Linked DNA regions of Homo sapiens: all the other regions are linked to region 5. The links are chromatin loops, found by intact Hi-C in ENCODE. Cell type or tissue: gastrocnemius medialis. All regions are shown on one strand.

What was found. A loop is a pair of places that touch in the nucleus more often than their neighbours do. Peaks named below come from ENCODE experiments on the same cell type or tissue, not always from the same donor. Only the 100,000 strongest peaks of a DNase experiment are listed, where the experiment ranks them.
Region 1: it touches region 5 in a loop (6-fold over the local background); 7 of 110 quality-filtered maps call a loop at or near these places.
Region 2: it touches region 5 in a loop (22-fold over the local background); 33 of 110 quality-filtered maps call a loop at or near these places.
Region 3: a loop joins it to region 5, with 5 times the contacts of the local background. A loop is called at or near these places in 10 of 110 quality-filtered maps.
Region 4: a loop joins it to region 5, with 2.5 times the contacts of the local background. A loop is called at or near these places in 47 of 110 quality-filtered maps.
Region 6: a loop joins it to region 5, with 10 times the contacts of the local background. A loop is called at or near these places in 95 of 110 quality-filtered maps.

What each region holds. Positions count from the first base shown.
Region 1 is chr6:142,744,398-142,749,397 of GRCh38, reverse strand. No RefSeq gene overlaps it. Among named protein-coding and RNA genes, the nearest start is that of HIVEP2, 200 kb to the left of the region's middle. In gastrocnemius medialis, a CTCF peak has its summit at 2,698 (motif pointing left); no DNase peak of the experiment used is centred here.
Region 2 is chr6:143,277,207-143,282,206 of GRCh38, reverse strand. The region is part of intron 3 of AIG1 (androgen induced 1); the gene reads right to left. Among named protein-coding and RNA genes, the nearest start is that of ADAT2, 170 kb to the left of the region's middle. RefSeq lists a silencer at 2,481-2,775. In gastrocnemius medialis, no CTCF peak of the experiment used is centred here; no DNase peak of the experiment used is centred here.
Region 3 is chr6:143,233,190-143,238,189 of GRCh38, reverse strand. All of the region lies in intron 3 of AIG1 (androgen induced 1), which reads right to left. Among named protein-coding and RNA genes, the nearest start is that of AIG1, 170 kb to the right of the region's middle. In gastrocnemius medialis, no CTCF peak of the experiment used is centred here; a DNase peak (open chromatin) is centred at 1,879; H3K27ac peaks cover 1,288 bases.
Region 4 is chr6:142,884,512-142,889,511 of GRCh38, reverse strand. All of the region lies in intron 1 of HIVEP2 (HIVEP zinc finger 2), which reads left to right. Among named protein-coding and RNA genes, the nearest start is that of HIVEP2, 58 kb to the left of the region's middle. RefSeq lists an enhancer at 3,360-4,559. In gastrocnemius medialis, a CTCF peak has its summit at 2,460; a DNase peak (open chromatin) is centred at 3,981; H3K4me3 peaks cover 837 bases; H3K27ac peaks cover 3,761 bases.
Region 5 is chr6:142,690,965-142,695,964 of GRCh38, reverse strand. No RefSeq gene overlaps it. Among named protein-coding and RNA genes, the nearest start is that of HIVEP2, 250 kb to the left of the region's middle. In gastrocnemius medialis, a CTCF peak has its summit at 2,934 (motif pointing left); a DNase peak (open chromatin) is centred at 2,894; H3K27ac peaks cover 270 bases.
Region 6 is chr6:143,024,895-143,029,894 of GRCh38, reverse strand. All of the region lies in intron 1 of LINC01277 (long intergenic non-protein coding RNA 1277), which reads left to right. Among named protein-coding and RNA genes, the nearest start is that of LINC01277, 10 kb to the left of the region's middle. In gastrocnemius medialis, a CTCF peak has its summit at 2,643; a DNase peak (open chromatin) is centred at 2,662.

The DNA of each region.
Region 1 (5,000 bases), 53 kb before region 5:
AGAGATGAGCTTTCCTTAGCAGTTCTGAAGGAGTTCAACCTCAAACAAGAGAGGCCAGAGCTGGAGACTGGTTTGTCAGTTCTTGTTTTTCATCATAGCTGAGAGCACTGAATTGGATGAAATTCCTCAGGGTATATAAAGGGGTAGAAGAGGAAGTTTGAGGGTTTCCAAAGGTAGACAAAGAACATAGGGGCGAGCAAAGGTATACTTCACAGGACAGCACATCTCATCTGCTGAGCCTTAATGATACAAAATTGTTTAATATTTTTGAGAACTTGATTTTCAATATATTCCCCAAGATAATTTCTAGAAAACAAAACTTTTAGAACATCATTTTCTGAGAAAAAATCAACTGCATTTGTGGAATTATTTACTATTAGTTACTATTTCCTTAGTAGCATAATAGTAGCTTCATTATTAAATAATAAATTAGAGGTTATTAAATTAACCTGTCATTTACAAATATCTTTTCCAAAACCTGTAGTCTAGAGAAGTTAGGTGAAGTTTTCAAGGAGAAATAGGTGGTTCATTACAGAATCAAGGCTAAAAATGAGCTCCCACCTCTTTGTCCAGGTTTGCTTAAAGAACAGTTTCTCATTATTTATGCTCTTCTCACTTAGATCAAGATTACAATCACAATAATGTACTGTGAAAGTTGTTGGGTTGAATGGGCTCAGAATCATACAAAAACAACAAAGCTTATTTCTGCCCTGGAAATGGTCTTTATTAGTTTAAAATATATTACTAAATATGGTGGCATCGACTTTGCCACAGTACAGTTTTTTTTCCCAGGGGCAATTTGACATTATACAGAGCATCAGCTCCCATTAATTTCCGAGTGTAGAGAAACATATGCTTACCCAGACTTTATATGCAACAATAAACCAGCTTGGCTATGCAGTAGTACTGAAGAACAGGGAAAGTGGTGGAAATTATTCTACTTGGCACCGAACAGTACCTAAAGAGTAACAAGAAGAAGACACAAACTCTATTTTCTAGAATTCTCTAGATGGATCATTTTATGCATACATATCCATTGCTTATCAACAACTAAGGCCACCTTCAGAAATATACATTTGACAGGATGTATTGACTTGTGCCTGTAATTCCAGCTACTTGGGAGGCTGATCTAGGAGGATTGCTTGAAGCCAGGATTTCAAGACTAGAAATACATGTTGGTTATCAAAATGAATCATATCAACAGATTTTCTCTCCATTCACTAAGTGCCTATAAATGTATTTCAGATTCTGCAGTAGATCCCTGCCATGGATTTTTATTTTTTTGAGACAGCATCTTGCTCTGTTTCCTGGGCTGGAGTGCAGTGGCACCATCTGCAACCTCTGCCTCCCTGACTCAAAGAGACACTCCCACCTCAGCCTCCATAATAGCTGGGACCACAGGTGCCCGCCACCACGCCCAGCTAATTTTTTGTATTTCTTTTGTAGAGATGGGGATCTCACCATGTTGGCCAGGCTGGTCTAGAACTCCTGGGCTCAAGTGATCTGCCTGCCTTGGCCTCCCAAAGTGCTGGGATTACAGGCGTGAGCACCCCGCCCAGCCCCTGGCATGTTTTATTCTTCAAGTAGATTCCAAGTGTTGTTACATTGTTGAAATACAAGCAGAATCCATATAGTTCGATGTGAATAAAATCTTATTTTGGCAAAATTAAAATAAAATGATTAATGATCATACATTTCCTTAATTTATTAAAAATCATATTAATAAAATATTTTTAAATGAAAACCTTTCTATTAAAAAATGCCACTGGGCACGGTGGCTATTATTTCCTACAGGTTATTGTTGCAGCATGTAGGAAAAACTACATACACACACATTGTACATGGTCCAGGGATCCAGGCCATTTATGGGGACAGCATCCCCATACAAAATCTCTTGTAGCTAATAATGATAAGTATTCTCTACAAGCCCTGTTTTAAGTGCTTTCATTTATTCCCTCATTTAATAGTCACAAAACTGAGTGAAATAATTTGCTTAAGTTTTCCCAGCTAGTAAATAGAAGAGGCAGTTAGGCTCTAAAGCGGTGCCATCCAGTAGAACTTTCTGTAATGGGAAAAATGTCCCATATCTACACCTTCCAATACAAAAGCCTATAGCTATACATGACTGGAGCACTGGGAATGCGGACAGTGCAAGTGAGAAACTGGACTTTTAATTTTATTTAATTATATTTAAATTAAACTTCACATGTGTCTAGTGCTTCCTGAATTGACTGGCCACCTCTGCAGGCTGGACCCTTCCCCTGTGCACAGGCTGCACCACCCACCTCTATAAGCACTCATCATTTGACAGCTATTGAGGTTCTATCACATGCTAGCTCTTTTCTTGGTGCTGGAGCTATACCAATGAACAACAACCACCAAACCACACCAAACCCAAAAATCTGCTATCAAAGAACTTAGGTTCAGTGCTTATCACTAAATATCTAGTTAAGGATTTTGGTGATACAATCCTATTGACTGCTTCTGTTTCCATTGAGTTTTGGACCCTGGAACTCACTCAAGCAATAACAGCCAAAGCACGCTTTTTTGAAGAAGTAAACAAGCATCCTCCTCCTCCTGCCAGAAATCTGTTAAAAGCAAGGATGGAGAATATATCCCATTCTCAGGACTCATGTGGGGTCTCTCACTTCTGCCTTGGTATAAATGCATATGCCCCCTTGTGGCCTAAGGAAAGAGAGATGCAGCTGGGCTCCCCAAGGGCCCTGACTCCCCTACTGCTTCTGCATAGGACATGGAGTCTATGAAGAGAGCGCCCTGGCTCCTGGAAGCCTTGCCTTGCTTTTCTACTGACCACATGTTATTAAGTAAATGGAAGGCAGAAGGAAGGAGTCTGACATTTCTTCTCCCACAGTGAAGGGTGGAGGAAGGAAAGAAACAGAGGGGTTTCCTTTCTCTAGCCCAGCGGCCATCCTGACTGTGAAGCAAGGGGTCTGAGGAGAAAACTGCTCCTTGCTGCCGCGTATCCATCTAAGTAGCCAGACTCATGGAAAACCACACTGCAAATGTTGCCCTCTTTGGAGAAAACCCACTGTCACCAAGGATCTACTGTTTTCCCCAAAACATAGTCTATGACTCTCTGTTATCCCCTTGGAATCAGTGAGATCATAATTCACGTGATATTCAACTGAAACAAACTAGACAAAGAGATTAAATAAAGCAACTTCATCTTAGCTCAAAAATTAGAACAAGCAGCCTTTCCCAGAGAGAATTAAGCCCATCAGAAAATGATTTGAGTGACTATTTTTCTCAAATCTTCTAAGGAGATTACGTAACTAGCACCATCCTTGTGTGTAGGAAAAAAGTTAATTTGTTACACACAATGGGTGTCTTAGGGCATTAGGACTTAATATTCATATGGAAGCCTGTTTGACAAGGGATGGACTGTGGTATATTTCCCAACTCGTATCATGCCTAGTCACATTGTCAAATCTAGTTTAACAGAAATAATACATTGAGTACCACAGGACAGCATCAAATCCCCCCAAATTGTATCATGCCAGCAATATTAAAATGCCCCAAATGTGAACACTGCCTCATTAATATTTTCCAGAATAAACTTAAATTGCAAAAAGATAACCTCCTTTTATATTAAATACTAAATAAATTTAAGTCCCCAGTTTTGCTTCCTTTAATTCCTTACCCCAAGAATAACATAACTTACGTTCCCAGGGAAGGTTACAATTCAAATGTGTTAGGCATTTCAGCCAGGACCTTGGTGTACCTACCACTCGGCAATATGGGATTTCTTTCAGGGAAAGTGGTCCACACAAGGAACATAGCCAGATGGGAAAAAATGTTATATTCCCTATTTATCATCCCTCCTCCCTCTGCCAATCACATGCAGCAAATGCTTCAGGTTAATGATGCATTCAAGAATGTGTCTTGATCTCCATTCTGAAGTAAAGCCACCTTCTTTCTATGTAAATCTAAATCTTAGGGTATGTATAACTAGACATTCCTATGTCAAAAGAGATATGTCCAGATTTACTGCATTCTGTTTAGATAAATAAATATGTGTCATTTTATGTATATATACATTATTTCATTTACTCCTTTTAGCTCCTGTAATATGGGCATTATAACTTCCATTTCGCAAATCACCAAATATTTGTAGAGAAAGAAACATAAATTTTATAACTTGCCCAAGATTACATAACTGAGTTTCAAACTCAGGTCTGTCTGACTCCAGAATCATCCATTCCATTATTTCATTGATTGTCATTCAGCCATAGCTGCAAGCTTTCAAAGGAAATTCATCATTTGTTCTTTCATTCATTCAAACATGTTGATTGACTGACTGCTCCTGCTGCACTGTTTAGTAAGCAAGACCGCATGTGAGCAAGAGATTTCAATGACAGCATGGAAAGGAATTTGAGAGAGGGATTGCTGCAATGCAAACCCAGATTTGAGGTAAGTGAATCTGAACTATAAGGAGGGAACCCTAATCTGAACAAAAAGTAAGGGTGTTCTGGAACGTAAGGTGATTATCAGGTTAGTGCAGAACATTAAAAGTGTTACAGGTAGGGGAGGCCCTCTGGAAAAATCCCACAGCAAGAGAGAGCAGGACATGTTGGAGAGAACAAAACAAATTCTACAGAGGGAGTAAAGATTCTGAGGTGCAGGGCCAGGAAAGGGATAGCAAGAGGTGGAGCCGACGGGATAAACAATGATGAGATACTGCAGGGTCTTGGAAATCATTTTTAGAGGTTTAGACATTAGGGCAACAGTTATTTGGGAATTAGAGCGTGCTAGGTAGGAAACTGATGGGACAGGGTTTGCGGTTTACCCGCTAAAAGGGCTTTAAGGTACACTGTCCAAGAGTCATAGCAACATGGGGCTACAGAGCACTTGGAACGTGGTTACTCCAAATTGATATGCACTGCAAATGTGAAATATATGCCAATTTTGAAGATATAGCACAAGGACGGTTTCAAATATGTTATTCATAATTGTTCATAGTGAGAACATGTTTAAATGAT
Region 2 (5,000 bases), 590 kb before region 5:
GTTCTACCCTTCATTCATTGCTCCAAATGAAGTAGAAAATCCTCCATTTTTAAATAAATATATATTGGTTGTATAAATAACCAATCAGAATATGCTTATTCAGTTGTCATTATTTTATCAAGGAAAGTGATAAAATGTATGCATATCTTCCAGATAGGACATCTGATACTTGCTGATGATCAGATGTATCTGGGAGAATCAGGATGTACTTTAAACCATTCCAGGAAGAAAATCAATTTGAAAAAGGAATATCTTTCTAGATCACTTCATCATTGGTGTCATCACCACTAAACAGGAGCAACTTGTCCCATCAGTGACATAACCACAGACAAAAGATCTTTTTGTGGCTAGCTGTGCATGTGCAGGTTTGTCCAGTGGCAAATCTTAGTAGAAGGTTTTTCTATGTCATAACAGCTTATCATTTGGAATTTTCATGCACTAAAGACTGTGTATCTCCCTCTCTAGAAATTTATAATGCAAATTATGTTTATTTATACATAGTACGTATTAACAAACATAAATTAGCAGAAAATACCTACTGCAAATATAAATGTTGCCTTACAGATAACTAAAGTTTTGTGAACTAAAAGAATGGTAAAAAACTATGAATGGTCCTGATGAATAAGTAACCTTTAGCAGTTGAGTTATAACTTAAAATCTATAGCAGCAAGAGAGATAATTATTTTAGAACTACAGCTACATGAAATCCAGTTCCAACCCATTCTCAGGCAATACTCTGCTTCAATGACTTAAGAACCAGGAGGGAAATATTTAACTCCAGTTAAAATCATCACTGCATAAGAACAGCACTCTTAGTGTTTTGCTCACTGTGGTATCTGCAGCACTTAGAAAAGAACCTGGCACAAGAGAGGTACTCAGTCAATATTTTTCCAGATAATTTAATCTTCAAAACAACATCTTATATGGATATTATTAACTCCATTCTGCAGATGGGGCAAAAAAGGCTCAGAAAGGTTAATTATCTTGCCTAAGATCACAGAGCTAGTAGGTCTGGAGGTAGGATACAAAACTAGTTCTGTATGCCTCCAAATCTCATGCTCTTTTTTCTGCATTAGTATTATATTTTTAAAAGATATCACAGTTGAATAATGTTTGAATCAATAAACCTGTAGAAGTGCATAATTGCAGATCACTTACATTATCTCCCAACAGATTGGAATTATTTTTTGGTTGGGCCTCAAAACAAATAAAAAGGTCTTCACTGTAAAAAATGATTTTTGCTAAATATGTCTTTCCTGTGATATATTATCCAATCAATAATAATAAACAATAACATTAGCTAGCATAAAGTCAGAACTTTTTTTTAACTTTTATTTTAGATTTGGGGATACACGTGAAGGTTTGTTACATAGGTAAACACACGTCATGGGGTTTCATTGTACGTATTATCTCATCACCCAGGTATTAAGCCCAGTACCCAATAGTTATCTTTTCTGCTACTCTCCCTCCTCCCAACCTCCCCCTCAAGTAGACCCCAGTGTCTGTTATTTCCTTCTTTGTGTTCATAAGTTCTTATCATTTAGCTCCCACTTATAAGTGAGAACATGCGGTGTTTGGTTTTCTGTTCCTGCATTAGTTTGCTAAGGATTACAGCCTCCATCTCCATCCATGCTCCTGCAAAAGACGTGATCTCACTCTTTTTTACGGCTGCATAGTATTCTGTGGTGTACAGGTACCACATTTTCCTTATCCAATCTGTCACTGATAGGCATTTAGGTTGATTCCATGTTTTCGCTATTGTGAGTGGTGCTGCAATGAACATTTGTGCACATATATCTTTATGGTAGAATGATTTCTATTCTTCTGGGCACGTACCCAGTGATGGGATTGCTGGGTCTAATGGTAGTTCTACTTTTAGCTCTTTGAGGAATCGTCATATTGCCTTCAACAATGGGTTGAATTACACTCCCACCAACAGTGTATAAGTGTTCCCTTTTCTTCGCAACCTCACCAGCATCTGTTACTTTTTGAAAGTCAGAGCTTTCTAGTGGTATGATGACAGTTACAGATGGCTGGAAGCGAGCTGAAGAATGATCTGTTGCTGTTTCCCCAAACACAAATACCATTTACAACTTACAGTATTTTCAGGTAGATGTAGATCCACCTTGGATAAATGAGATGGTTACAAAGTCTAGTCACCAAAGGTGGCTCTTAGCTCTTAAGAATTGTTTGGACTGTTTTCTGCAGTACATTGTCAACAGAACAATTCCCCAGGAGCTGAGCTAAAAACAAGGCTTGACTTGTTTGAAGAGCTAAGTAAAATGAAGGTTGACAGCCCAAGGAGTAAACCTTTGGTCTTCCATATAAAGTCCATCCTAGAAAGTACTGGTCTAGGATATAAGTGGTGAACCTATCCCAAGCTCTATCATCCATTTTAGCTAGTTTTAATGAGGAGCTATCATTTGGAAGATTGTGTCCAAAAAACGAAGCCTAAATCTATCCTGATTTATTGCATCATTTGTGCTTTTCTTAATGGGGTCTTGGTGGGTCCCCCGTGATGGAGCGGAGTGAACTGACTCCACTGCCATGGAGGCTGTGAACTGACCAGCCTCCCGTGACAAAGGTCTATTTGCAGAAGAGATCCACAAGGGGGTGTCACCTCCACACAGAGCAGTCCTCACACCTGAGGTGGGGCTGGATTCACGGAAGGACCCATGATTAATTCTGATGTGAAGACTCGGAAGCAGATGGGACAAGAAAAAGGGCTTTTGCAGAAGAGGCTCAAAGGAAGACAGCAGTGTAATGAAGTGGAAAGATTAGGAGGCTGGCATCTGAGATCTAGTTCTGATTTTGTCCTTCCTCACTCTCAGACCCGCAGGTTCTCACACATGTGTGAAGCTTAGTATTATTCTTTGTAAAATGAGGCAGTTGGATTAAATTAGTGCTTCTCCTGAAGAGCTAATGAGTTTTGCTATAACACATGCCAGGGCTGACCCACCTATGCTTTAGGGACAGTAGCCACAGTGCCAGGGCCCATGAAAATGTCTTAGTTTCTTTTAGAATCAGAAGAAAAAAATGAACTTTCAGAGTTGAAGATTATATTCATCTGTATACCAATGCTGTCATAAAACATCATATACGTATACACACGTACACACTAATGTAAGAAGGGACTCACTAACACAAAGTGCTTAAAATCTACAAAAGCCATACTGTGGCCCCGTTCATGCTACTTGATTTTTTTTTTAAAGTTCTCACCCAATTCACTCACATTTTTCTTAAATAAATGTACTTAAAGGAAAACTGTATGTAAACTCTCATAAATGGAATATCATTTGTCATAAATAGAAGATAATCACAAAAACAAAATACAATAAAAATGAATTAATCTTATTAGATTATTTTGAGGCCTCCCCTATCTGTGTTAAATAAGGACATTAGTAAGTATAGAGGGGCACTAAAGATATACTGGCATGAAGCTGGACACAATGGCTCATGCCTGTAATCCCAGCACTTTGGGAGGCTGAGGCGGGCGGATCACCTGAGGTCAGGAGTTCGAGACCAGCCTGGTCAACTTGGCGAAACCCCGTCTCTACTGAAAAAACAAAAATTAGCCAGGCTTGGTGGCAGGCGCCTGTAATCCTAGCTAGTTGGGAGGCTGAGGCAGGAGAATCACTTGAACCTGGGAGGCAGAGGTTGCAGTGAGCCGAGATCACGCCACCGCACTGCAGCCTGGGTGACAGAGCGAGACTCAGTCTCAAAAAGAAAAAAAAAAAAAAAAGAAAAGAAAAAAGATATACTGGCATGAAAGAGAGACTCTCCTAAACAGAATGAGAAGGACTGAAAGATAATTCAGAGGGAATAAACTTTTCACTATGCAATTTAATATTATTTAATGTCACGTCCCCGTGCTACATAAATTATCTTGCAAAACACAAGAGCTATACAGCCTACATACTGGGGTATACTGGAATAGATTATTCATAAGTTGTAGTTGTACCTTCTAACTACTAGATTATTTGATTTATGAATGGATGTTCTTTCACCAGGAAACTGGAAAGATGGATGAGTTGGAGGTTTAGATTCTGACAGACGAATGTAATGGTATTAAAGGAAAAATGTTCACACTACACAAGAAGGGTCTGGACTGGCTCCTGGGGAAAATTTTGGACTATTTGTGATGGCAATGAATGACCTATAAACTACAGAGAAGTTTTGGAATAATCTTCGCTGTGGATTAATAGAAGGACAAAAATTATGCTGCATGATGGTATAAATCCAGGCAAGTCAGACGGATGAATTAGGGGAGCTCTCAAGACTATTTTAGATCTCTAGAATTGAGAGTTATAATCAGAGTGTACAACACAAAAATTAATAGGCAATATTTGAAGACTATGTTCAACTGCTATTTCTCTGGTCTTTCTCCTTCTCTCCAAAATATTTTTTAATAGGAGGGTACTACTCCCATATCATATGAACACCAGGCAAGAATCGTTTTTTCCTCAGAAGTAAAACCAGCTTTTGTATGTGAGGTGTGGCCAACCTCATTGGGTCATAAGAGACCTGGCAATCCCCTGTCCGCTACTGGCACCTGTAGGATACAGGCAGGCCTCTGGAAGTGTTTGCACAGTTATGTGTGCATCAAATCACTAGAGGAGCTTGTTCTTGCCTTCATGTTTTCTAATAACCCAATGACAACTTTGGATCATAAATAAAAAGATGGCAGTGTGCATGTGCGTGTGTGTTGCACACTTAATAAAGACATGCATATCTTTGCAACGTGCATATCTTTGTGTTACTGTGCACCTGTATTCTTATAAGCACCTGGACTGCAGGCAGGGCCAGCGATGTGACTGGACTTGCCTACGAAGATGGGATACGGAAGGGTTCCTAGGAGGTCCAATAAGTTTATAGCTATATTGTAAATAAGAATAGTATGAAAAGCTATCCTAAGATACAAAAATTGTGCACTCTAGATTGTAACTCGAATATTTTGTTTACTTTTTCCTGTTTCCTCTCACCCCCCCATAGAACAAAAG
Region 3 (5,000 bases), 540 kb before region 5:
GTGGGCAGACCACCTGAGGTCAGGAGTTCGAGACCAGCCTGGCCAACATGGTGAAACCCCGTCTCTACTAAAAATACAAAAATTAGCCAGGCATGGTGGTAGGCGCCTGTAGTCCCAGTTACTCGGGAGGCTGATGCAGGAGAATGGCTTGAAACCAGGAGGCAAAGGTTGCAGTGAGCTGAGATCGTGCCACTGCACTCCAGCCTAGGTGACAGAGTGAGATTCCATCTCAAAAAAATAAAAAATAAATAAATAAATAAAATGGGTCTTTGGTGACACTGTTGAGCAATGGAAGTAACACCAGAAACACTTACCCTTTGACTTCTTTTTATGGGAGAAAACAGACTTCTACGTTTTCAAGCTTTTGGTCATGTTTTCTCTCACTTGTAGCCAAAAGCTTCCTGGCTGATATACTTCATAATTTCTTTTTCCTGCTTCTCTCATGAACCCAGACTCAGCTCTTTTCTCTTCTCCTACATTTCTAATAGAAAAGTTACTTCAAAGCTAGGTTCGGTTAGAGTAGAAATTGTTTTTCCAAAGTTGGTGGTAACCTTACATGTTATCTACTGAATAGGTGAAGAAACTAGGGGAGAGAGAAGTTCAATGATTTGGCCAGGACATGCATACTAAATATTGGTAATACATACTAAATATCCTGCTTTTCTGATTTCAAGTTTAATCGTGAGTTTATCATATATTAGTTGAGAGAGATGGTATCTTTCTTGACTTCATAGCCCCAGTCCCTAGCATAATGCCTGCATACCGTATGTTCCTTATAAAGGTTTATTAAATGAATAAATTGTAGCCTCAACTACATTATAAGCTTCATGAGACAAGACTTCTTCATGAGACATTATAGAATAAATTGTAGCCTCAACTACATTATAAGCTTCAAGAGACAAGGGTCCAGCATGGTACATGGCACACAGTAGATGCTCAAAAATATCTGTTGGATAGATAGATGGGGATTGCTAATGGATGTGTGACACTATGTTTAAGGACTGAAAAATTAATTAAAGGCATTGAACTTCAATGCATTAGATTATTAATATCAAGGAGTGGGTGCAGTATACAAAACAGTTAAACTCTTGTGCTGTAGAGCCAGGCAGTGGGGTTTAGATTTAGATGCCTTGCTTACCGGTAGCATACTCATTGTAAGTTATTTAACTTGTCTGAGCCCCAATTTCCTTACATGCAAAAAAACCAAGATAGTGATAATACCTCCTTCACTGGGTTTCTGTGAGAATAAAATGGAATCATGAACATAAAACATGTAGCACAGTGCCTGGTGTGTAGAAAAAATATAATTGCTACTATGGTTGTCTATTTTTTTGGTGAAAAAAATTTCTTAAGGAAGTATGGAAATTCTTTTATACATGTGGTTTAGAGCAAACAAAGCAGTGTCATTTAGGTTGACTTGATGCAAATGTGTTTTAGTTGGGGGGTGGCGTTTTTTGGTTTAGGTAGCTCATTTTGCTTACAGTTTGAAGAGGAAAAAAGCTAAGCAGATGGCACGGTGACACAAAGGACTGGAGCCTACTGTTGCTAGAGGTTGTAAAAGTGGAACCCCACGGTTGCCAGCTTGGCTGGACTTCAAACAAGTCCCATAAAGAGTGTGACTCGCTCAGAAGGGGGCAGGAACTTGGTGTGAAGCTCTCTAAAGTGCAAAGAACAACATCATTATATCCACAGTAGCTTGACTCAGTGCTGGGCTCTGGCCATAGGCCGGATGGCAAGAGGGTGTCAGAAAATCACAGGCAGTGCACCTGTGAAGGGACACCAAAGACTGAATCCTTTGAAAACTCCTGACTCCAGAACAACGACAAATTACCAACAGATGGCGTGAGTCACAGACTCGGAGTCCGAATGAGGCATCTGCAAACTCACGGCAGAGGCCCTGCCCCGCTGGGCTGAGCCGGACAGACACAGGCCCCAGCCCAGATGGCTGCGAAGGTCACCAGGAGGGACACCAGCCGTATGCGCTCAACTCATGAGAACTGGCACAACTCGTAAGGCCCAAGAAGGCTTCCCAGGATTAAAGGAAACAGAAACCAGATATCCTGGTCAAATAAAACCTCACATTTTTGGGGCTTATTAAATACAAGAAAATAAAAATGTGATGGGGTTCAGTATATATACCCGAAAATATTTTAAGCTGAAGGAATTTGGGAAAATGGCAGAAGTAGGAAGGTCTTCTCATCTCCTCCCTTCCCTGCCCTACCTTCTTTGAAGCAAAGCTTGGGAGACCCTCATTGGAGAGGTGCCCTCCCTAGATCCAGAGGAAAGAAGCATCTTTATCTTTGAAGAGAAGAATTGGAAAAAACAGGATTTCCTCCAGTTTATTATCAGTAGATCACACTTTTTAGTCCAATTATACTTCATAACTATCCACTTCTGTGTTAAACCTAGCATAAAAAATACATGGTTTCCCTGTTTCTTCAGGTCTTCCTTTACCTTAGGAAGGCATCCATGTCACGTAAAACCTAAATACAACGGTATCCTTTTCTGTTGTTTATTTATCTTTGTTATAGGGGCCTCAGCCAGGAACCTAGACTTTTCTTCTTCCCCTACAAATGAATCAGGGGAGAAGAGAGTGAGATGGGGAGCCTGGGAACATGGCATGCCAGGGAGGCATTTAGCAGAAAAAGGCCACCATTTTCCATTCCAGAAGCTTCTTTGATGTACTCCCCTTCTCATGCACAGGTTTAGCTTCAGGTCAGAAAAGTCCTGTAGATATGTACATTTCCCACATACCTTCCCTGCCATTATTCTATAAAATATGACCACATGCCACAAAGCGAAAAGGTATCTATACAAATTTCAGATGTTTTTCCTTCTTCCAGTGTTACAGAAACACGTATGTCCTCACAGAGACCAGCAATGATGAAAGGAAATACTAAATTCTATTTAGGAAAAAAAAAACTTGCATGGAATAAAGTCCTCAAAGCATCTCATTTGATGAAAAATCCTGTCTTCTGAGTTTCCACAGCACCCGGGGCATAGCCTACCACCTTAGGTTGTATGTCACCATTTTCCACTCTGCCACTAGAATTTCAGCTTGTCATCTGTTGTTCATCTTTAAATCCCTACCTCCTACCACATCATCTAACTTTCAGTGGGCCTTCAATGAATGACAGATGAATGAATGAATAAATACATGCATGCATGCAGGGCTATGTAGTAATGATTAGGCCTCTCCACCCCCGCCCCAGGAAGGGAAGTGCATTTAACTCAGAGGGAATAATCCCTTTGCCACATTCCAAGACAATCTGATTGGAGTTCATTTCATCCTCATCTCCCAAGTAGCGTTTGCTCATGTTATGTATCATGGGATATCCACCATGAGTCATGAAAGGCCACTTTCTAAATTAAAGGTCCAAGCATTTTTGTTCCATCTTATTATCAATGGTGTTGGTTTAGGTTCCTGAGTCTAATTCTGATCCATTCTTTTCTGACAGAAATATCCTAATCAGCATCTGTGTGAGGAATCCTCACTCACCCGATTCCAGAAAGAACACTTGAAAATCTCAGTTAAAAAAAGGGAAGCCCCAGCGAGACAACACTGGATGGATGGGTACTTTTTTCCCCTTCCTACTTATTTCTCCAATAACTGAACTATTTCTTTTTCCCAAAGAAAGACAATTCCTAGTCAGCTCTCAATCAATGTTTTCTTCTCTTTTGAAGCAAAGCTCCTGAAAGACATCTGATGCTCCCAACCAGGTGGGGGAACTCTGAAGGATTTTCTCTTTTCTTTGGGGAACTCCCTTAGGATATTTATGGCATTCTCACTCATCACTCTAATCTATTTCTGAAAGAAGGCAATTGACAAAAGCAACAGGAGTCAATCTCATTGTTGCAATTTTCCTGAGCAACATTACTTTTTCTTCTTTTATAAGTGTGTGTGTGTTTGTGTAACAAGAGATTATAAAAAGAAATCTTTTACCTTTGAAAAGGCTAATTGCCTAAGGTTTTACTTAACAGTGGGAAAAACTGTCAAAGTCCAAGTCTTCCTCTCCTCACAGCAACATAGTCCCCCCGCCGACCACCAACCCCCGACCTAGATGGGCAGAGGTGTGTTTAGGGGGGTCTTTGTAGTTTTCAGAGTATCATTGCCTGCCGTTCAAGCACCATGGACAGATGCCAGAGAGGCAACGGAGCTGGCTTCCCAGCGGCATCTCACCCAAAGTACAGGTTCTTTTTTTAAAAGAAAGAAGAAAAGACTTTCTAATAATTTACTAACTTGGCAAACTATGTGCATGCTAGAGAAAAAAATAACAATTATTTACATGTGGCACAGCAAAGTGAAGGCAATTCCCCATTCATACTGTTAAATTAAGTTTAGCCTAAAGCTACTGCTTACATACTTGAAATTCAGCCTAAAGAGTTTTCTGCACATAGTGAACTGTAACCTATCTGAATGTGTAAACAGATTGTAACCTACTTTTCTACCAATCACTGAGTTTAGGCCAATCAAACGTGGCCAACTATTCAAACCACATTCAAATAAGATGAATGCTAAAGTGTAACCAATCTGGCTATTTCTATACCTCACTTCTGTTTTCTACACATCAGCTTTCTTTTTCTTTTCTTTTCTTTTCTTTTTTTTTTTTGGTCCATAAATCTTCTTTGACCACGTGGCAGGGCCAGAGTCTCTCTGAACCTACTCTGGTTTGGGGGCTCTCTGGTTAACAAATCATTCTTTACTCAATCAAAGTCTGTTAAATTTAACTTGTCTATGGTTTGCCTTTTAACAATACATAAGCAGGGTTCATTTTCCCCCTTCTTCTTTATCTCGTCAAACCACCAAATATTTCCAAATTTCCTGGGTTCTAATTTGAGCAAAATAATCACCCAAGGTCATATAATCTCAGGACTTGGTTTTAAAATGTAAAAAATTTTAGATTAAAAAATTTGGGTTTTAAATTTCAGATTTAAAAAATGTCTGCAGTGCGAGGCAGAGCCACCCTGATGGTCCGTGCCCCCAAGGTGATGGCCATAAG
Region 4 (5,000 bases), 190 kb before region 5:
CTAGTTAGACCACATCAGGAGTTTTGTTTATTTGTTTCTTTGTTTGTTTATTTTGAGACAGGGACTTGCTCTGTTGCTCCGGCTGGGGTGCAGTGGCATCATCACAGCTCACTATAATCTCAAATTCCTTAAGTGATCTTACCGCCTCTGCTTCCCAAGTAGCTAGGGCTACAGGTGCATGCCACCACACCCAGCTAATATTTTGTAGAGACAGGGTCTTGCTTTGTTGCCCAGGCTGGTCTCCATCTCCTGGACTCAAGAGATCCTCCTGCCAGTCTCTCAAAATGCTGGAATTACAGATGTGAGCCACCATGCATGGCCACATCAGGAGTTTAAAATGTCAATGCAGTGTCCTGTCATTCAGTCCACTTTAGTTCAACAAAAGTGCCAGGTACTCTGCTGAGAGCTGGAGATGCAGTAATAAGTATAACATAGTCTCTGACCTTAAGGAGCTCAAAATCAAATAGAAAGTTCGAACACATAAATGAAAAATTATGATAGTGTAATCTCTGATACAAGACTTTGTATGATACAACTAGGAGCCATTGAAGGGTTTTGATGGAATGAGCAGTATAGTCAGAGTTATGTTTTCTACAACTCATTTTTGGTCATGTAGAGCATAGTTTGGGAGAAGAGGGAGAACTGAGGATAGTTATTTTATTTCCCTGAAAGAAGCACTGGGTTAAAGGGTAAAACTAAGGTCACGACAGTGGAATTAGAGAGAAGACAGACAAGGAAGAGAGGTAACTTGGTAAAATTGTCATGGCTTGGTGATTAGACATGGGAGCTGAGGTTTAAGGAGGAGTTAAGGATGACTCTCTTGAATATACCTTGGGTTCTTTGAATGTTTGACCTCATCAAAGGAGATCAGGCATGAGGGAAAGGTTGAATATGTATGTGTGTGCATGCACTCTTGCAGGTGCATTGCAGGGTGGGAAAACAATGAAGATAATGACTTCAATGAGCATAAGCCCATGAAATATTTTGGAAGCAATCTTATTTACTAAATGAAAAAATGTCACTATTAAACAATGAGGAGATGTAAGGATGTAATTTTTTTTAATTAAAAATAAAGCAGAATCTGTGGCTGGACACTGTGGCTGATATTGATAAACCCAGCATTTTCAGAGGCCAAGGTGGGAGGATTGCTTGAGTCCAGGAGTTTGAAATCAGCCCTGGCAATGTGGTGAGACCCCATCTTTACATGGCATGCACCTGTGGTCCCAGTGAGTTGTGGTCACACCATTGCACTGCAGCCTGGGCAACACAGTGAGCGTCTCAAAAAGAACAATACAACAAAACAAAACAAAACAGAATCCCATCATAATACTGAGACTAAAGGAGAAAACTAACTTTATAGTCTAAATGTGAGTTATCTGTCCTTGACTGGGCGTAGGATAGTGAACTAGGGATGTATTTTCCCATTTTTTGAATATAGTTAAAACATGTAAAATGATTTATTGTCATGGTATTTTACTAGTGACATAGGGGAATGAATTTAAATATTGTTTCTAGAAAGATTAATTTGAAAAAGCAATTTTTTTTTTTTTTTGCTGCATCGCCCTTTGCTATATCCTCCCCTTCCCCCCAGTTCTTTCCAGATAATTAAATAATCTGGTCCTAAATTTAGTGACCAGGTGATTACATTGTTTGATATTTCAGAAAGATAAACGCACATACTCTCTGAAATGTATTTTTGCATTTTTAAATTTTAAACGGTGATTTGTTTAACTTCTTCATTGGAGGAGACAATGCAGGAAATGATCTCACAGATTTAAATAACTGTAATGATAGCATAGTTTCTAATCTAGGGTAAGGAAGTTTCATTTTCTCTTAACAAAAAACAATTGTTCTGTTGATAGTAAATTTAACAGGCCTGGAATTACTAAAACTAAGAGTGCTGATGGAAATAACCTTTTATGGGATTCAATCGGTGATCTCTGAATTGATAGTTAATATGTCAGTGCAATTTGGAATAGTGTCTCCTTTGGATATTGGTATTGTTTTAAAATTATCTGAGGATCCTCAGTTCAGACTTGACCAGCATAGACCACCATGACTGAAAGCTGTCAAATGTATGTAGCAGGGTGAAACATGATCATTTCAGGGTGCCTTGGCTGATTTTGAACTATCCTTTTGTAAAATTAGTGAAACATTTTTGGTTTCTGAGTTAATATTAAGTATTAATACATTCTTTCTTCTTTGGCAAATAGGAATATGTCTCATCTTATCTTTTAGGTTTTTTTTTCTGTTTCTCAAAGTTTTTCTTTATTGTTCATTTTCCAAAAAAATGCATAATGAAACCTTATGAAATAAAGCAGTTTCTAAATTTCATTTTTTATTTCACATTTTATGTCAGGAATTAATGGCTGAATGTTGATTGGGAACTTTACAATATTTATGAGTGGGATGATGGAGGTACACGTGTACTTCCTCAAAATTGCTTTAGCAATGATCAACTAGAGGGCACCAGTGAACATTTCCATTTAGGTTCTTTAAACTAGGCCACATACTGTTGACACATATGCACAGGAGAGAAACGTGAATGCTTTGTGAAATCTTAGTACTAAAAATATGTTGCACCTGTATTTGTAGCAGTGTTATCATTCTTGAGGAAAGTGATGTAGAACCTACCAGGACAGGAAGAGAAATGTCATTTTGTTAACTACTTGTTCACTGGAGAGCTGCCCTCCAGAGTAAAGCCCTAAACATGTTTTGTCAAAAGTTAGAACAGTGTTGTTAACAGGTTTTTTGCCATTTGTGTGGGCAAGATAGTTAATAACATTAAGCACTGAGATAAATTCTATCATAGATAAATTTCTATGGCTAATAATTAACTGGGTAACAATGGAAACCTGTCCACAATTAGGAAAGGATTTGTAATAAGACTAACAAATAGGGTGTTGCAAGTCGGAAGTGTTCAAGTTCTGAGGCAGAATTTTGGGTTCTGTCATAGCCAGTTGCCTTCATTGTTCATTGTGTCAGCACATTTGCTTAAGGCAAACTGGAAAGGGAACATTTTTAGATATTTAAATATAAAAATGTGCGAAAATCCAGCATTTTCTGATATGAAAGTTCTGTGAACGACCTGCTTGCAGGGTAGCTATGCATATGTTTGAGTGGGAGGAAAAGAGAACAGATGATTTGAAAACTATTAAAATGGTTATACATATAAAAAGTTATTTCCCTCCTCATAAAATTTAAAAAAACCAGAATTTGTCTTAGTTAACATCTTACTTGTCATTTGCTCAATTAAAATACTTGCACATAACATTTCATTGATTCATCCATTCACTCACTCATTTGTCAAACAATAATAATGCCTACTTTGTATAAGATACCATATTTAGTAGGTATATGTAATACATGTGGTAATTATTTCTGTAAAGGATCAAACCAATTCATGAAAAAGATAACTGCAAATACAGTGGGCAAAATGTCAGGATTTTTGGTGAAATTTGTAATTAAGCTTTACTTAAAAGCATGTTTTATAAAGATATAGATGCAGAAAGCAATTTGTGTTGTTTTCCTAAAGTTTATTTGGAAAGCAAGTAAGGCTGTATTTCTTTGGACTGATTAAATATTACTGCTTGGGGACTACGAGTTAAAGAAGAGAAATCATTATTTGAAGGAGAAAGTGAATAAAATAGAAGATTAGGCGGCATTTTATAAGATAGTTGGTGGTACTGTTTACGGCTTATAAAGTTGTGTTAAAATTTACTAAACAGCTTGTTATTGTGGGAGCTTATTTAAAACAGCTTTCTGTGGTTATGTCTGTTGAGGAAGCTTAAACTTCAACTCTCCAGCCACTTAACTGCAGCACGTTGACTTCAGGTCTCTTGTAAGAAAGTCTAAATGTAGGCTGTTGAATAATCCCTTTGAGGGCCCTGTAACTATTTTTATGCCTGGATATGCGTCATCAGTGGGTATTTTCTCTGGTGACTCGCTTCCATCAGGTCTCCTACCATACATTCTATCAGTGAGTGACTTATGATTGATGGGAACCACGGCTTGTTGTTTAGCTTTATCTGTGACCTCAGCGAATGGACAACAGGAATTTCCAGGCTGTTAAATTCCCTGAATGCTTGAAGACAGGGGCTCACGGTGTTGCTCAAGGCAGGTAGCAGAGTGATATTATTCTCCAGCGATGATGGGGGAGGGACGAGAGAAGAAAGGGGAGGGAGAAGGAGGGGAAGGGAGGGGGAATTCCTTTTGTGAACAGCAGCAATTCTGGCTCAGTTTGTTTCTTAGCCCTCCTCCATGGCTGTGTGTGGGGAAAGGTGCATTTCCTGGACCTAAAGAAGCTGGCAGTCAGAACCTTGCCATGGGCTGCGCAGAGTAACTCCATGGGGTTGACTGGAGAAGGCACTGAGTTTTCTTCAATTAGTTAAGATTTTGTTTTCCAAATCAGTTAGATTGGTCCATGAGCAACTGGACTATTACAATCCTGTATAAAAACAGAGATTTTGAATTTAAAGGTGTGCCAGCATTCCTAGTGCTATGTAGGAATTTAGTGTCGTTTTTAATCTCTATATGCTTGGGTATCTATCTGGAGGTGATTTTGAAAGTTAACGTGCACCTCTTATCAGCATGCTTTGAGGAGCAGAGCAGTGCATTTGTGTATGTGTGTGAAAATGCATTATAACTGAATGCACAAAAATGTTTTCTCATTGTCTTGCTTTTTCCCCACCTCTTTCTTACACACGTGTGAATAAGGTTCCTGAACTGGATGTAGTGAGATTTAGTCACTAGCATCAGCAGCTACATTTGCTTTTGGATAACGGTGTCCATCTCCCAAACTTTTTTGCTAGTCTGTCTTCCTAACTCCTCCTTTTCTTTCTCTTCCTCTTCTTTCTCTTCCTGTCTCTATCCTTACCCTATGCTACTTTGTTTGCAAAAGTAATTCTTGAGCTTTTGCTGAGTTAAGGAGACAAGGTTCTCTTCTGATGTGAATGAAACGACATCATTCTAGGTGTGAATGAAACGACACTGGTTTGTCG
Region 5 (5,000 bases):
ACTGACACTGAGCTTGCAGGATGGCAGTATTAAAATACACCAGCAGACTTCTGGCAGGTGGTTGTAAACATCTTTTGGAGTTCCTTCCCAGTCTATGACACCATTTCTCAAGGAATCATCCCCCTCTCCACAAAAGGGAAGGCCAAGTAACCGAGCATCCACCATGACTCTTCCACTTTGGCCATAGATTGCATCAGAGTTCTCACTGACCCAAGCTGGACAATCAATATCTTTCTCTTGGGAATTTGGAATTGGACTTAAAGAAATGGATAACTAGAGATCAGCGTCTGTGTTTGGCTCAGACATGAATTTTGGAGCCATGGTGGCCATACGCAGGGAGAATCAGAACAAGTCAGTGTGTAGAGAAAACCAAAAGGCAATGCCAAAGAATGAACCGAGTCAAAAGAGGCAGGGCTACATCTGCTATTGACTTCTGAGGATGACTTTGCATCTTTACAGTAAGTTCTTGTTTATTGATTAGCCAAACTTTGCTGGCTTTGATGCTTGTAACCAAAAAGACTTTAAAAAGACATGAATAAGTTTTGCCATGGATTTCTGTAGCCCCAATCCACTCTGCATGCCTAACCCTAGTCTCTTTCAGATGCCACCACTCTAAGTCTGGCAGGGCTCCCAACTGCCTATGATGTCATGACCATGACCCCTTACTAGCTCTCAGGGCACTCCCCAAACTATCCTGCCCACTCGTCCAAAATAATTATTCTTTCCTCCTGTGATGTGCTCCTTTGCTTGAGTCTAATCATGCTCTCTCTACTCTAAACACACTTCCCTGGCTCTCTTCCTCCTGTTTCCCTGGACGGCTTCCCAGGCCTGGAATGGTCTACCCTCTCCTCCCGGCCATACAAATACATGTAGATTGGACAGTAGATGTATTTTCTTGTCTGCAAATGGAATGGTTTCTATCTGATGTCCTATGTTAAGGAACAGAAATTATCACAGTGGAAAAAAAAAAGCCTATTGGTGGGGCACAGCACCTCCAGCCACTTGGCTTTGGTGAGCCTGATACAGTATCTGGCCCCTGCTAATATTTGTATTTATGTAATGAAAGATTTACCCAATTAAAATAGATCTGAACTACAAAGGAAATGCTGCACTAAAATGTGTTCTTGGCTCATACAAGGAGAAAGATTCTCCTTCACGGAGGAAGACTTGAAGGGTATCCAGCCCTAGGGAAGTGAACTAGGTCATGCCAGTGTTCTCCCAGGCATAAAGGGTAGGCTCGATTTTGTGATAAATACACAGTATATGATGATTCACCTGACTTACTTCTCTATTTGATATCAGTAAATGATAACAATGAAAGTGCTTGTGTTGGGGGGAAAGTGCAATGAATGCACGGCCGCTTCACCATCTGATGAAAGTATAACCAGGGAGATGCCTCAGACGCTAAGGGCTCTTGGTGAGGGGCCCAACAGGAAGAGAGAAGTGCTACTTTCAGACAGAACGGGACCGAGCATTTCAGGATCCACAGAGCCGTGTCATAAAATATTTCACACGATATGTATGACAAGAAGCCTGAAGAAGCTATGAATTTCCAGATTGATGTGAAAGAAATCCACTCTGTACCTTGTGCCACACAAACATTTAAGTCAATCATTATTGAGCATCAACTGGGTGTATTCTAGCCCCGGGTTTTATCTTTTTTTTTTAACCTTCCTTGTGGTTGCTTTGTCATATTCTTTTTCTTTTATAAGAAGCACTGTTTGGTAATAGCCACAAGAATTGTGGGGGTGGGGAGACCATTTTTACTAAGAGATAGGGTTGTATCCTGCATAGGCAACATAAGGAATGGTAGCAATTTTTTTAAGAGGCTACACATGTGGAAAGGCCTCCCATTGCTTTATCCTCTCCACTGGATCTCTCCTGTATTCCTTCTGCCTTCCTGTTATTCCTTGCCAAAAGAAATGTTTTTCTGTCATTCTTTGAAGCCATTTTAATTTTGTTCTGGAGTGGGCTCCAATTTGTTTAAGTGTGGGATTGCACGTTGATACAAATAATTACAACTGTTAAAGTTTGAAATAGAGCCCTATTAGGGAAAAACTACAGTTAAAATAAAAGCTTTCATCAGGACAAAAGCTTTTAGGAGGTGGAAGACCCATATGACACTGAAAATTTCATAGTAATTGCCAAAATGCATTTACGAGTTGCTTGTTGCCAACACTTGGTGGGCACTGTGCATAACAGTGATAAACCTCATGGATTTAGCAAGTTAGCGCCACTAGACACTCTCTAAAACACAGCCACAGCGCCAGTATTGGGTTCCAGTGGACAAAGAAAAAGCCTTCTCAAGGGAATGAAACATTCATTTTTCTAATTATTCCCCAGGCCAAAGGTTGAGTGAGTAACTTCCCAGGAAATCCACAAGCCTCAGCTCTGGACTCTTCATCCTCACGCCACTCACTCAGCTACTCTCTGTTTGCAGTAAAAGAACAGAATGGAGCAAGAGTTTTTTAAAATTAGATTATAAAAGACCAAGCTCTGCTGAAATATTGGAGAGGTGGGGATCTGAAGGGAGGGGTGATGTGTCAAAGACTTTCAAGGCTGTATGACCTGATGGAAGATGAAACACAGGAGAAATGAGAGCAGGGATATTGACCAAGGGCCCTCTGATCTGCCGTTGTATTTAAAGCAATGATTCTCCCTCCTTCCCTGGGACCCCTGGGGGTAGATCATCTGAATGCTTGTCTCTTAGGGAAATGGTATGGGGTGGAAAGCGGCGAACGCAGCAAGGGTTCAGGAAATGCCTGGCTTGTGAGTGGAGGAGAGGATTCTAGCAACTCTTCATGCTTCCAAGTGATGTCATTGGGAAACCAATCCTGGAGAAAGGGGGCCGTCGCTGATAAAAATCACTGTGGAGAAGATGGCCTAGAAGATCCCGAATCTTAGTCCTCATGCGCCCCCTCGTGTAGGATGTGGGGTAGTGCCTTGGTTGCTGGGTGGTGAAAAATCTGTCATTCTCAAGGGACCACCGTTGGAGAAAAAGGGACGTTGAGGGGGAAATGCATGAGAAATAGAATAAAGTTAAGTAATGAGTTAATTTTGCAGTTGTGACAATTGTAGGCTACAAATTAATAGTTGATTTAAAAAAGCAAGTAGCTTTGAAAGCCCAGGACTAAAATGCGAAGAAACTGAGCAGAATCGCCACTGTGTAGACCAGAGCTTCTCAAACTTCAATGTGCATATGAATAATCATCCTGGGAGCTTGTTAAAAATCTAGATTTTTTATTTACTAGTTCTGGACGGGGCCCTCGATTCTGTACCTTTAACAAGCTCCCAAGTGGTGTAGAGGATGCTGGTCCGTGGACCACACTTTGATAACACTTGCAATAGTGTGCAGGACTGACCTGTCCCCTCAGATAAGCCTGTTTGTATTGGAGGGTTCTGAAGTTCAGCTAGAACTTCTATCTCCACCAGATCTCCCAGGATCCCTGCTAGCACACTATACAGTAATTCCTTCATTTATTGGTAGTGCGGTAAATTTGTCAGCTCAAAGATAATTACCTTTTATTTCCTGAACTTAAGTAGCATTTACCAATAGCACTTACTGTTTGTAATGTTGAATTGTTAATTGCTATATATTACCTTGTGATTTCAAGAGTTTATTTTGTTTTTGCAATGAAGTGGTCCTGCATAGTTTAGGGTGTTTAAGAGACAATTACAGAATTAGTTGATTGGCTTCTACTATAAGCTTTGATTTGAAAAAATTACAAATCTTTCTCCTAAGTGTGAATTTTGAATTTGAGGTGGCAGAGGGAGGAAGGGTTAGGTGTCTGAAGAAAGTGAAGAGAGGATGTCTAGGGATAATTTGGACATCTTGTAGCATTCAAGATAAATATATTCAAAGTTTTACCTAAGGCTTTTCTTAGAGTTAGATGTCTTGTTTTGAATTCGACTTAGGTTCACACTTAAAGTTACTCTATGTAAAAATGTTCAGACATCCTGAGCAGACATAGAACAACAACAAATGGATTTGATAACAGAATACAAGATAGAATTAAAGATAAAGTCCTTATGTGCTTTGAAGAAATAAAAGATGAGATTTCAAGTCAAGGAAAATAGATTGTACACCTAGTGACAAGACCTCTTTATTTTCATTTTGAAAGATCACAGAGTGACTACAATATGAAAAGATTGTGTGTAGGCTATCATTTCATGCTTGAGAAACAAATAGATGAAGATCATTTCATGTACCACTGGGCTGGGTGTTTAGAGACAAATGTGTTTCTTACCTGCTAGTGTAGACCAGTGAGCAGCAGGAAAGGATATACATTCCCAGCCATGGGCAATCCTTTATCCGCATGTGTGGCCAAGGATTTTTCATACTGTCTTACATTGGCTGGGAAAGTTGACTTCTGAGTTCCCTGACAAATCTGAGATTCTATGACTTTATTAATCATAACTATTAATAACTACAGGTTATATGTTAATAGTTATAGTGGTTATAATTATTAGTTATAATTATTATTTTGTGCAATAGATTCTCAGAATCTGAAGCACCATAGAGGTTAAAAGAGGTAATAGCCATCTTCCTGTCTATAACAGTCTCCTTTTCAACATCCTGGGAGTTATCAACAGCAACTACAGGTTCTGCTCAAACACCTCCAACAAAATAGAACTCCCTAGGTCCCACAACCATTTTTGCTGTACAGTGTTTTCCTGTCATAAGAAAAATAATTTGCATTCACTGTAATAATTTTAGAAAACAAAACCAAAATGTACAAAATAAAAATTAAAAATATCTGTAATACTATCACTCAGAGATAAACACCATGAACATTCTGATGTATGTGCCCAGGTGTGCGTATGTGTGTGTGTGTGTGTGCATGTGCATGCGTGCACATGCGTGCATGGGTATGCACACCTTTATTCTAAAAGAATTGTACTACTCATGTTTTAGAACCATCTTTTATCCTTTTTCATTAAGTATTTGTCCATAATATCACCTTTAAAAGTTCAATAAGCATATTTCGTTTTTAAATAGC
Region 6 (5,000 bases), 330 kb before region 5:
GAGAGGATGTGGAGAAATAGGAATGCTTTTACACTGTTGGTGGGAGTGTAAATTAGTTCAACCGTTGTGGAAGACAGTGTGGTGATTCCTCAAGGATCTAGAACTAGAAATACCATTTAACCCAGCAATCCCATTAGTGGGTATATACCCAAAGGATTATAAATTATGCTGCTATAGAGACACAAGCACATGTATGTTTATTGTGACACTATTCACAATAGCAAAGACTTGGAACCAACCCAAATGCCCATCAGTAATAGACTGGATAAAGAAAATGTGGCACATATACACCATGGAATACTATGCAGCCATAAAAAAGATGAGTTCATGTTCTTTACAGGGACATGAATGAAAGTGGAAACCATCATTCTCAGCAAACTATCACAAGGACAGAAAACCAAGCACCACATGTTCTCACTCATAAGTGGGAATTGAACAATGAGAACACATGGACACAGGGAGGGGCTCATCACACACTGGGGCCTGTAGGTGGGTGGGGGACTGGGGGAGGGATAGCATTAGGAAAAATACCTAATATAAATGACGGGTTGATGGGTGCAGCACACCAACATGGCACATGTATACCTACGTAACAAACCTGCACTTGGTGCACATGTACCCCAGAACTTAAAGTATAATATAAAAAAAATAGAGAATGCTTTCTATTAATACTTCTATTATTCAACAAGATTCTGGAACTTATGGACAATAAAAGAATATAAGGAAAGGAAAAAAGTATATATTGGTTGTAAAATGTATGATTATTTACCAAAAATTATATAACTACCTTGGAGTAAAATCAAGAAAACTGTCTGCTACAGCAACAGAAAGTACGAGAAAGCAGTTAATACAAGATTAATATACCAAAAATCAATAAAAGTTAGAAAATGAAGTGGGAAACAAGACTCATTAGTAATGCTAATAAACATACCTAGAAATAAATCCAATAAGAAAGATGCAAGATTTTCAGTTAAACACAAAAGAAAGACTAAAATAAATGAGGAAACATAACTACATTGAGGGAAGAGTATAAAGTAGTAAGTTATAATAAAATTATTGCAATTACAATTAAAAACCAAATTAAGCATTTTCAGAACCTTGAAAAATAAGTTTAAAATTTCATTTGGAATGTAATAAATAAGTTATAATGCTATGAGCAATGTGAAAATGATTAAGTCCTCATCTGTAATTTATTAAAACATATTATAAAATACAGCAATTAAAATACTCTGACACTAATAGAGATAAAAATCAATAGGTCAAGGAGTTATTCATAATAAAAAATAGACCTTGATATATATGAGCTTTACTATATAATAAAAGTGATATTTCATATTAGTGGAGAAAAGACATATTGTTCAATAAATGGGCTACAAAATTTTCCTACCCAATTGGGAAGAAATGAATCTGTATTCCTACTTCAGAACCATATCCTAAAAGGTCTCTAGATTGGTTAATGTTTTAAAAATAACAAAAATAATAAGTGTACCAGTGGAAAATAATTTTTATGTAAGGAACACCTTTCTAAACACATCAGATAAGTAGAAACCATAAAGAAAAAAATGAATGAAATGACTATATAAACAAGATAAAAGACAGATGACAAAATGAGGGAAATTGCAATGATACCCAATGTGTTAAAATTATCTTTCACAAATCTGTAAGATAAAGGAAAACACCACTACAGAAAATAAACAACAAATATGAACACAGAATTCACAAAGAACACAGATGATCATTAAAGATAGCTCTTAAAAAATACACAAACTCACTTATAATTAAGTAAAAAAAAATTAGACTAACAAAGACCAAAATGTATTACAAATTTACATTGTTAGGTATGATAATAGGAAAAAATATGGACTTTAATCATTCTTGATGGAAGCATACATTGATATATTTTGTCTTTCTCTTCTAGAAATTTATTATGCAAAAATATTTCTCCAAGTAATCACAGATATATGTATCATTATATACATCATTATATATGTATAATGATGCCACTTTTATTACAAGTGTGAAACTAATCCAAATGCCTATCATTGCGGGACTGGTTAAATAGATTATAATAACTCTGTATAATAGAGTGGAATACTATGTGGCTATTAAAAAGAATGAAATGACTCTGTGTATATTGATATGGAAAGATACCCAGTGTATATTGTTTAGTAAAAAGGCAAGTGCAAGTTACACATACACGCACAGTATGATATATTTTTTGTAGTATATTTGTGTACATATTTGCATAAACATAGTCCAAAAACTGGAAGGATATAGACCAATTGCGATCAGTGGTTTTCTCTCAGGCATGGTGTAAGGATGGGGTGGAGATTTCATTATTCCTTTTGAATAAGTTTGTTCAATGATGCCTATGTTGTTTGTATATAGAAAAAAATGAAAATGAAGAAGTATATGGTACAACTGGGGAACTCAAAGCCAAACTTGTGCCTAACTCTGACTTTAAATACCTGAAGAAAACAAATTTTGAAAGAAAATTCCTCAAGTTAGTCCTATATCTCTGGAATATGATAAATTTCACAGAGATTTTTACGTTGTTTTCTCCACACATTTCTCTGTGATGATCTGCGCTGCACTGCTTGATGGAGTCCAAAGGGTTTTGCCGATGATGAGGATGCCAGAGTGTGGCGCCAGAGAGTCACCAAGCCCCAAATTAAACTTAGGAGCTATGGCAAGGTAGGGCCCCCAACCAACAAATCCAGGAACCCAGGCCTATCATAACAGTAATCTGACCTGTCAAGCCCTATTTTCTTTCACTTCTAAATGCCTTTCCATTGTTCCTTGAACCACCCCTGGAGGCCACGTAAGATGACAGCAGCTGCTGTCAGGGAAACTGCCCCTGGTAGCTGTAGTTTGGGGATGGGATGGGTACAGAAGAGATGCTCTGAAGACATGAAAACACCTCTTTAATGTGGCAAGACACTGAATTGTAGGGAATGGAAAGAACATTAGCAATAAACTTTGGTAGCTGTTTTGGAACACAGACCACTTGGAATGGAAACAGAAATTCCCTCAGGGAAAATCATAGCAAGTAGACTGCAGCCACAAAATAAAGAACAGCCCAGAATATACAAATGAACATGTTTCTTCCTACACTAACTGTATATCTTTATAGCATCACCTTCAAGGCTAACATATTTCATTTCCTTTACTGCTTTATAATTCTTTGGAGAGCTAATTTTAAAAACAACTTTGCTGTTTACACTCTTAAAATTTTAGCACATATATGCAACTCAGAAAATTGGACTAGATGGGAGAAAATCCATATAGTAGCAAAATTATTTTATAAATTATTAACTGGCTGGCATTTTTATCTAAGTATGAGAATCATGAATTTTTTTCAGCATTTCCTTTTAAAGAGGTTATAAAGTTAAGCTGTAAAAGGATTCACATCAGTCCTGCTGAAACAATGGATGATAAAGTCCAAGCAAATAGCCATTGACACAAACTTGTCTTTGTCTTTATAGGAAGGGAAATTTCAAGAATAACTCTAGAAACAAAGTAATTTTTATAGAGTGAAGGCAAGACTGTGCATTAAAATGTGCTTTTTGTTAGGAGGTAGTCATGTGGATTGGCTCTGTGTCCCCACCCAAATCTCATCTTGTAGCTCCCATAATTCCCATGTGTTGTGTGAGGGACCCAGTGGAAGATGATGGAATCATGGGGGCTGGTCTTTCCCGTGCTTTTCTTGTGATAGTGAATGGGTCCCACGAGATCTGATGGTTTTAAAACTGGGAGTTTCCCTGCACAAGGTCTCTTTGTCTGCTGCCATCCACATAAAATGTGACTTACTCCTCCTTGCTTTCCACCATGATGTGAGACCTCCCCAGTCACATGGAACTGTTAAGTCCAATAAACCTCTTTCTTTAGTAAATTGCCCAGTCTTGGGTATGTCTTTATCAGCAGCATGAAAACCGACTAATACTGGTAGACTACTGGATCTAGGCCCAGTTTTGCTATTTATTAATAAATAGAATTGCATAGCTCATTTTGGGTAGCTTATCAAAATCCTGAACCTCCATTTCCTTATCAAAAGATAGAATTGAAGTAGATGGTGTCAAAGGTATGACAACTCTAAGCTTTTTATAACTATCAAATATAATTGTAGATTTTTAACAAAATGCAACAGGTAGAGAGAGAGAGATGAAAGAAGGAAGTAAGGGGATAAATTAAATTTAAAATGATGTCAAGCATTAATTTAAAAAGTAACCTTTATTGACTTGAAAGTAAATTTATTCTGTTTTTAAACACTATTTTAAAAATATGCTTTATTCACATTTATGAAATCATTTCTTCAATTAATATCATACCTGAAGTCATAGTACATGTTATTTTTTGTTATTGAACAATTTTTGTTATGCTATGATCTGAGTGTTTGTGCCTCGAAATTCAATAGTTGAAAACTTCTCTTATGTGACAGTATTAGGAGGTGAGACCTTTGGGAAATGATTAGATCATGAAGATGGAACCCTCATGAATAGGTTGTGCCTTTTACAAGAGGTCCAAGAAAGACCCCTTACCCCTTCCACCAAGTGAGGGTGGAAAAGATGCCTTCTGTGAACCAGAGTGGGCCCTCACCTGGTAGCAAATCTGCTGGCACCTTGTTCTTGAGCTTCCTGGCCTTCTGAACTATGAGAAATAAATTCCTATTGCATAGAAATCACTCAGTTTATGGCATTTTTGTTATAGCAGCCTGACTAGACTAAGACATTGTAGTATGTAAGCAAAATGGGCTCATTTTTATATATGACAGAGACAAAAAAACATAAAACATATTACTGGAAAGATACTAAAGCACTCAGATAAAATGAAATGGAAATGCTATTTTCTCCATGAGAAAACAAAAAAGAAGAGGAAGATAATAAGGTGCCTGATTTAAAAAAAAAAAAAAAACTTTTACTTTTGAATAGTTTCAGATTTACAAAAAAAAGTCGTGATGATAGTACAGAAGGTGGCTATATAACCTGTACCCAGTTTCTGTT